Regions from separate parts of the Homo sapiens genome. Here region 1 is linked to region 2. Evidence: read pairs that join two places in POLR2A ChIA-PET (ENCODE). Cell type or tissue: PC-9. All regions are shown on one strand. Links, peaks and the distances in the headings refer to the core of each region. The heading gives the core; the rest is flanking DNA.

Region 1 (4,907 bases), core at 502-4,501, 970 kb before region 2:
TCGTGATCCCCCTGCCTCGGCCTCCCAAAGTGCTGGGATTACAGGCGTGAGCCACCGCGCCGGCCAATGATCTGTAAATTTTTACTCCTAAATTTTTAGGAGCTCAAACCTTGCAATGAATCAGAAATATCTAGGGGTGCTTGATAATATGCTGATTTCTGGGCATCATCCTCAGAGACTCTGAATCTATAGACCTGGGGTAGGCCCCAGAAAGTGGCATTCCAACAAGCATCCCAGGAGATTCAGACGCAGGTAGCGGGTGGATTATAGCAGCGGGTGGATTACATTTTGAATAACTGTAACACATAGTTTCTGTGATGGGACAAGCTGTGTGAAGTATCAGGAGCTTATTTCTCCATTGCAAGTTTAGATCTGGGGTAGAATCTCAGCGAGAGGGCACAAAGCTTACTCTGTCCTTCTGGTCTCGCTTTTAAACTTTATTCCTTATTTTGTATAACTTCGTTTAGGCCCAGAGAATGCCAATGACTAACTGCTCTTAATACATTAAATTAAAGCTCATTCAAAAGCAGGTTAATTAAAAGAAATTATCTAGCCAACTTTTTGGTATAAAGCAAAATACAGAGTTATACTTTCTGCTCAAGTAGCATGTAGCTTTTAAGAATATAGACTCTAATGATTGCCATTCTAACTGGTGTGAGCTGATATCTCATTGTGGTTTTGATTTGCATTTCTCTGATGGCCAGTGATGATGAGCATTTTTTCATGTGTCTTTTGGCTACATAAATGTCTTCTTTTGAGAAGTGTCTGTTCATATCCTTTGCCCACTTTTTGATGGGGTTGTTTGTTTTTTTCTTGTAAATTTGTTTGAGTTCATTGTGGATTCTTGATATTAGCCCTTTGTCAGATGAGTAGGTTGTGAAAATTTTCTCCCATTTTGTAGGTTGCCTGTTCACTCTGATGGTAGTTTCTTTTGCTGTGCAGAAGCTCTTTAGTTTAATTAGATCCCATTTGTCAATTTTGGCTTTTGTTGCCATGGCTTTTGGTGTTTTAGACATGAAGTCCTTGCCCATGCCTATGTCCTGAATGGTAATGCCTAGGTTTTCTTCTAGGGTTTTTATGGTTTTAGGTCTAACGTTTAAGTCTTTAATCCATCTTGAATTAATTTTTGCATAAGGTGTAAGGAAGGGATCCAGTTTCAGCTTTCTACATATGGCTAGCCAGTTTTCCTAGCACCATTTATTAAATAGGGAATCCTTTCCCCATTGCTTGTTTTTCTCAGGTTTGTCAAAGATCAGATAGTTGTAGATAGGCGGCATTATTTCTGAGGGCTCTGTTCTGTTCCATTGATGTATATCTCTGTTTTGGTACCAGTACCATGCTGTTTTGGTTACTGTAGCCTTGTAGTATAGTTTGAAGTCAGGTAGCGTGATGCCTCCAGCTTTGTTCTTTTGGCTTAGGATTGACTTGGTGATGCGGGCTCTTTTTTGGTTCCATATGAACTTTAAAGTAGTTTTTTCCAATTCTGTGAAGAAAGTCATTGGTAGCTTGATGGGGAGAAATAGGAATACTTTTACACTGTTGGTGGGACTGTAAACTAGTTCAACCATTGTGGAAGTCAGTGTGGCGATTCCTCAGGGATCTAGAACTAGAAATACCATTTGACCCAGCCATCCCATTACTGGGTATATACCCAAAGGACTATAAATCATGCTGCTATAAAGACACATGCACACGTATGTTTATTGTGGCACTATTCACAATAGCAAAGACTTGGAACCAACCCAAATGTCCATCAATGATAGACTGGATTAAGAAAATGTGGCACATATACACCATGGAATACTATGCAGCCATAAAAAATGATGAGTTCATGTCCTTTGTAGGGACATGGATGAAATTGGAAACTGTCGCAAGGACAAAAAACCAAACACTGCATGTTCTCACTCATAGATGGAAATTGAACAATGAGAACACATGGACACAGGAAGGGGAACATCATACTCTGGGGACTGTTGTGGGGTGGGGGGAGGGGGGAGGGATAGCATTAGGAGATATACCTAATGCTAAATGACGAGTTAATGGGTGCAGCACACCAGCATGGCACATGTATACATATGTAACTAACCTGCACATTGTGCACATGTACCCTAAAACTTAAAGTATAATAAAAAAAAAATATAGACTCTAACATGTTTAATTCATTTGCAAATATTTAATCTTGAGGTAATGCATGCTCAAATATTACTAAGTTGCCTGATTCTTCCCACATACATCAGGGTCAGGTTGACAGTAAAGATGCATAAACATGCCTTGGGCCTTTTAATGCACACTTACCCAGAAACAAGAGTGAGGAAGAGATTCATTTTGAGGTTGTGTCCTGGGGTGGCAGGAGCAAGTCCAATGGAGGAATAGAGACTTGGGTTCAGGTCAGAGTCTCTACCACTTACCTGTGCTGAGACCACAGGTGAGACCTAACCTGCCTGAGCCTCCGTTTCCTCATTTGTAGAGTCAGATTTCCTTTTGCTATTTATTAAATGAGATAATGTATGAAAATGCCTGGCACTTAGTGGATACTTAACATGTACCATGTTCATTCTATTCCCTTTGCCTCCTAGCAAATCCTTAACCTCTTGCTCACTGTGATATTTTGCATGTTTTCACATGGTGACATGCCAAGTGGTAGAGAAGGAAGCCACGGCCTGTGATGAACTGTATGGGGTGGTCACAGAACCTTAGCTTTTTATTCTCACTGCTTATGTCATTGATCCCCTGGGACCCAAAGATGCACCCTGGAAGAAAGATCAAGAAGCATTTGGTGCTAGATTCACTAGCAAGCTATCTTTAGTATCTCTTTTAGACTTGACAATGTCATTATTTCCACTAACAGATGAGGAAGTTGAGACTTGAGAAGTCATGCATTCAGATACGGTGGTGGTGTAGCTGGATTTTGAATTAGTATGGGGCAAAGGCCATGTTCTCTTTACTGTCGCTGACTGCTTCTCTAGGGCACAGTCCTGGACCTCAAAGAATCTGCACTTTGGCACGGGAGCTAAGACTTGTAGCTGTAATAAAAGTGACTCATTCCTGAGCCAAACACTGGGGTTTTCACCGGAGATAAATTGATGAACAAAGTATGCAAATACTGCCCTGCCCTCTTGAAACTGATGATCTAGTAATAAATTAACAGAATCTGCCATGACCTATCAGAACTTGAACTAGTTAGGGGAAGGCTTTCCCTAGCGTGAAGTGACATCAAACTTGCGATGTGAACAATGAGAAGTTAAGTAGGTATATTAGTCAATTTTCACATTGGTGACAAAAACAACCTGAGACTGGGAAGAAAAAGAGGTTTAATTGGACTTACAGTTCCACATGACTGGGGAGCCTCAGAATCATGGCAGGAGGTGAAAGACACTTCTTACATGGCGGCAGCAAGAGAGAATGAGGAAGATGAAAAAGCGGAAACTCCTGATAAACCCATCAGATCTCGTGAGACTTATTCACTACCATGAGAACAGTATGGGGGAAACTGCCCCCATGATTCAAGTTATCGCCCACTGGGTTCCTCCCACAACATGTGGGAATTAGGGGAGTACAATTCAAGATGAGATTTGGATGGAGGCACATCCAAACCATACCAATAGGTAAGGTGGACAGCATTGGAAGTAAAGAAGAGCCTTCTAGGTTGAGAGAACTGCCTGTGACTGCCTGTGCAAAGGTCCTGGGGTAGGAAGGAATGAAACAGTCAAGGTAGTCAGAGTCCAAAGGTTGAGGAGAAGGCTAACACAGGATAAGGCAGGACAGGTAGGCAGGGCTATGTTATGGAGGGCATCGGGGATGGTGGGATTGTGTCATGATTATATTTTGTGGTTATAAAGGTCTAACTTCAGGATAAATGCATTGAAGAGAAGTTGAGTGCAGGCAAGGAGGTCAGATAGGAGCCTGTTGCAGTATTTAGGTAAAATGGAATGTGGTTTAGATGAGAGAGGCAGTGTAGTTATCAACTGAGATATGAACTCCTAAGAGTACCTCTATCACTTATTACCTATGTGAATTTGATCAAGTTCCTTACCATTTGTATCTCCAAATTTCTTTATGCATAAAATAATTACTATGGTCTACCTAATAGGGTTGTTGAAAGGATAAAATGGATTAGTAAGTGTAAAATATATAGAATAATGCCTGGCATGTAGTACATGTCCATTAGACTTCAGCGGTTATTGTCAGTAATGCAGATGGAGAGGTGGATAGAATCAGTAGCTATTTAGATCAAGTTGACTGGATTTGATGATAGCTTACATATGTAAGGTTGGAAGGTAAGTGCATCAAGAGTGATCGCAAAATGTATGTAAATGTGTGTAAATAGTACAGTGGGGCACAAGTTGACCAGTGATAGGAAAAGCTTCTTGAAGGAAGTAGTAGCTGAATTGGACCTTTTAGGACTGGAACATGCAAAAGAGGATTATATAGCCCTGGTGAAAAGAGTGACCCAATGTTCTTCAGTTCTGAAGACTGCTGGGAGGAGGAAGAGTTCTTTCTCACCTGAGGCTACTTTACCAGAAGTTCTCTCAGTCTAAATCACAAATCCTAGTGATTGTGTATCATCCTTTCCTCCACTTCCTGCCAAGCTCAGCAACTCAAAATATGCTGTTGGTCCTGAGAAAGGAAACTGGGCTAATCCCTTCCTTCTGAGGCTGCTGAATAGGAGCTTGGCTTTCATCAGAAAGATGCTTTCACTCCCAATTATTACAAGATCATCTTGCAAATTCCCATTTTCTAGAAGGCTGATTGCTTGTTCAGAATGCTCATGGCAAACACTGTTGGTTACCCACTCAGCAGTCATGACCTCTTTTTCCTTATTAACACCTGAATTTGATCAGTCCATGGTAGACTCAGCCTGTGGATACATCATGGTGTAAGCCAGTCATGGTAATCCTATCTCCATT
Region 2 (4,907 bases), core at 577-4,576:
AATTGCTGCAAAATATTAAACCAGAGACATCTATTTCAAAAGCTCTATGTAGGCAAAGTGTGTCTTTTTCACAACTCTACATCCACCTTCAGTGTCATTTTACTATTTATTGTCTGTTTTGTGTTCTATAATATAGCAAACAAGCAAGTGCATGTCTCTTAAATCAGACGTGATAAAGCTATCATCAGGAAGACTAGGAATATCAACTGCTAGTGGCTTTCTACTGGGGGAATACAAGGGGTTGGGAGATATTTTGGAACAGGGTTAATCGCCTTGTTTTCCAGCAATCATATCAAAAATTAAGTCACATCTACCTGGTTAAAAAAAACAGTTTTGTAGTAATTTATTTTTGTATTTGGTGTTGAAACTTCTAATGTTTCTGAAGAATTTGAAAAATTAATTCCTGCATTTAGTCAACAAATATTGATTTAATGTGGACACTTTAGGAATAAAAATACGAATCAGATACAGATTTTTCCTTCCAGGACAGTAGACTCTCCTAAGAGAAATACACCATGTACACATGGAACAATGCTAGAAACTAGGATGTAAAAAGTCCTTTTACATAGAAAGGGCTATGAGAAAAGTAATAATAAAGATAAGAAAAGAGAAAAAAATCTTTTCAGGTAGGAGATTACAAGAAGACATTTGGAGGACTGGTGTGTCCATCTGTTTCTGTTGGGGGTGAAATAGTAAGTGGGGGCATTTCTCATAGAATATAAATTTTGAGACACTTAAAAGAACAACGAACAAGTTGTTTTATCTGGAATACAATAGTTATTACAAAGCATAACAGAAGGAACTGAATTAGAAAGGGACAGTGCATCTAGACAGTGGTATTCTTCAATAATTACGGTGTGAACTCATTAAAGGTATTTGATCAGAAACCTGGATAATTCAGAATTATTCATGAGGACAATTTAATCTGGTGACAACACATAATTATAGGGAAGAGGGGAAAGGTAACATTAGAGAAGGGAAACCCTAACAGAAGGCTATTGCAAATATAACAAAGCAAAAGCAGTGATATTCTAAATGATGATAAGCTCAGTGAGAATAGAGGGAGAGATGAGATAGAGAGGGATCAGTTATCAGCATTTATTGAGCATTTACTCTATGCTAGGCACTGTGCAGAGAATTCTGTATGGATTATCTCATTTTAACTACAGAACAAGCTTATGAGGTAATATGAAAGAAATAAAGCTTTGCATTTTGTTTACAGTCAGGAAACAGCCAAAGACTGCCTTTTACACTTTCATAAGATGAGCTGCTCCTGTGTGAACTGCTTTCCCTCATACAAGAGGCTACAGATTAGTTGGAAGATCAAATAAGATAAAAGAAAAAAAGAACTCTGAACTTATTCATAAGCTGCCGTTAATAAATGGTAAACTATATGAACTAACATTATTTCATACAGCAGACTATTAAGATTTCAATACTTTTTTAAAAAAAACAATGATTTCTAGGTTTTAGAGTTAATACAAAATAATGGCCTCTTTGGCAACATGATTTGGTGCATCAGAGAGTCTTTATTATCTTTTTACATTGGAGGTCAAAAAAGATGGAGAAAGAATCTTTAATTTATGATAAAGGACAAGAAATGTTCTAATTTTATTTCTATTTCATCATGGCAACCAAGGCAATTTGTAGGACAAAACCTGAGTGAAGTATGTGTTTAGTTTTATAAGTTTGATTTATATCTATCTAAGGCTCCTGGCTCAGTCTGATTGTTATTTATTATTACTTTTCAATAAAAGCTAATTTTTAATCTCAAGAAAGAATATATATACACACATATATATGTATATATACACACATATATATGTATATATACACATATATACACACATATATGTGTATATACACATATATACATACATATATATGTGTATATACACATATATACACACTATATATGTGTATATACACATATATATACACACACATGTGTATATACACATATATACACACTATATATGTGTATATACACATATATACACACACATATGTGTATATACATATATATACACACACATATGTGTATATACATATATATACACACACATATGTGTATATACATATATATACACACATATATGTGTATACATATACACACATATATGTATATACATATACACACATATATGTATATATACGTATATATACATATACACACATATATGTATATATACGTATATATACATATACACACATATATGTATATATACGTATATATACGTATATACACACATATATGTATATATACGTATATATACACACATATGTATATATACGTATATACACACACATATGTATATATACGTATATACACACACACATATGTATATATGCGTATATACACACACATATGTATATATGCGTATATACACACACATATGTATATATGCGTATATACACACACATATGTATATATGCGTATATATACACACATATGTATATATGCGTATATATACACACATATATGTATATATGCGTATATATACACACATATATGTATATATACGTATATATACACACATATATGTATATATACGTATATATATATATAGTGTGTGTGTGTGTATGTGTGTGTGTATGGCAATGATTTGAATGCCTCTTCTGAAACTCATGTTGCCATTTAATTGCCATTGTGACAGTATTAAGAGGTAGAACTGTTATGAGGTGATTAAGTCAGGATGGCTCCACCCCATGAATGAATTAATGTCGTTATTGCAGGAGTGGGCTCATTATTGCAACAGTGGGAATTTATAAAAGCCAGTTTGGTTCTCTCTTGCTTGCTCTCATGCTCTCTTGCACTTCCGCCTTCCACCATGGGATGATGCAGCATGAGAGCCCTCACCAGATCCTGGCACCTTGCTCTTGACTTTCCAGCCTCCAGAACTATGAACCAAACAAATTCTGTTCATTATAAATTACCTGGTTTGTGGGTATTCTATTACAGCAACATAAAATGGATAAAGACTATATATATATATACACACACACACACACACACACACACTCACAAATATATATTCATATTATATACTTAACTGTATTCAATATTAGCATCTCAATTTTACAGGTTAAAAAATATTCTGAAGATTAGTTAGCTAAATAGCATACTCAAGGTTGTACAGTAAGTAAAAGATTCAGAAATTTAAGATAATTATTTACTTATTTATGGATCTTTCAATTTATTTATGTATATTACACCATAAAAAAACCACCTTAATGAAGACAGGTACAGTTGACCCTTGAACAGCATGTGGGTTCGGAGTGCCAACCCTTTGTATAGTCAGAAATCTGAGTAGAACTTTTAACTCTCCAAAAACCTAACTGCTAAATAGCCTGCTGTTAACTGGAAGCCTTTCCAATAACATAAACTGTTGATTGACACATGTTTGTATGTTATATGTATATATACTGAATTTTTACAATAAAGTAAGCTAGAAAAAATGTTATTAAGAAAATCATAAGGAAGAGAAGACATATTTCTTCTCAATGGAAGTGCAGCATCATAAAGGCCTTCATCCTTCTCATCCTTAGGTTGAGTAGACTAAGGAGGAGAAGGAACAAGAAGGGTTAGTGTTGCTGTCTCAGGGGTGGCAGAGAAAGAGGTAGACAGGTAGAAGGGGAGGCAGGAGAGGCAGGCACACTTGATGTAACTTTTACTGAAAAAAAATTAATGTATTAAGTGGCCGTATGCAGTTCAAACCCATGCTGTTCAAGGATTAACTGTGTATGGACTGTTTTTCACTCCTATATTTTCAGTACCTAAAACATTTCCTGGCTAAATCAATATGGTTGCATAGATAAATGAAGGCAAGTAGTATGACCTCTGAATCACTATTCTCAGCCACTGAATACTGCAGCTTCTCTGGAGACACTCAGAGACTTGGATGGATGAGGAATAAGGGTGAGGTGCTGTAAGTCAGAGAAAACTAGGATGACACACACATGAGTAAGAACAGGTTTAAATGAGATAATATTACAATATTAGAATATATGCTGATTTGTGTGCTCACCAAATGTTTGCCTTTTCAGTTCACACCTTGTCCAACTTTGTAACAGTTATGGACTTTTGGGTTTTTTTCCTCACAATAAGCCTATGTTCTGTAAGCATGAAGTTATTGTGTTTTAAGATTTTTAAAAAAATTTTACTTTAATTTCTAGGATACATGTGCTGAACGTGCAGGTTCGTTACATAGGTATACGTATGCCATGGTGGTTTGCTGCACCTATCAACCCATCATCTAGTTTTTAAGCCCTGCATGCATTAGATATTTGTCCTAATGCTCTCCCTCCGCTTCCCCCCACTCTTTTTCCTATATGTGTTAATTGGAGATTGGCTGAATTGGAAAGTTAATATTTTTGTCTATATTTAGTTTCTAGGATTTAAATACTAACTCAGTTTTGTTTCCTGGGAATAAAATTGTCTCTTTATTGTATTATAACATGAGATTTTGATGTTTTAATTTGTAGATTTAAAAGTTAATTCACACTGGTTGTGAATAAAGCATTTGTGAAACTAACATAAAAATAGTTTCCCATACAAAATATAATGTCCATGCAATATTTATTTAAAAGTTTATTTTAGCTCCGGAAAGGTGTTGAAGATTATTCTATTAAAAGTTGAATTGTGTTTGGGATATTTTCTATTGTATGGGTATAAACAATGTCCCCACATAAATTCATTCTTGAAGATAACCCAAAGCCCCTTTTACATTAATTTCTCATGTCACTTATAAAGTAACATGCAACATTTTCAATTTCTATTATTAAAAATAGTACTAAATGATTTCACATCAATTCTTATATTTGACAGAATAAAAATATAATCACCTAATTTTTGTATATATTTATATAAAATATTCCTAATTTGAATAAAAAATACTATACCACAT

The links. ChIA-PET counts read pairs that join two places held together with the same protein. Peaks named below come from ENCODE experiments on the same cell type or tissue, not always from the same donor. Only the 100,000 strongest peaks of a DNase experiment are listed, where the experiment ranks them.
Region 1: POLR2A ChIA-PET joins it to region 2 with 5 read pairs; 2 of 35 experiments call an interaction of 5 or more read pairs at or near these places.

The regions. Positions count from the first base shown.
Region 1 is chr9:72,151,837-72,156,743 of GRCh38, forward strand. All of the region lies in intron 1 of GDA (guanine deaminase), which reads left to right. Among named protein-coding and RNA genes, the nearest start is that of GDA, 4.8 kb to the left of the region's middle. In PC-9, for the core only: no CTCF peak of the experiment used is centred there; a DNase peak (open chromatin) is centred at 2,985; H3K4me3 peaks cover 198 bases; H3K27ac peaks cover 1,079 bases.
Region 2 is chr9:73,121,950-73,126,856 of GRCh38, forward strand. No RefSeq gene overlaps it. Among named protein-coding and RNA genes, the nearest start is that of ANXA1, 27 kb to the right of the region's middle. In PC-9, for the core only: no CTCF peak of the experiment used is centred there; no DNase peak of the experiment used is centred there.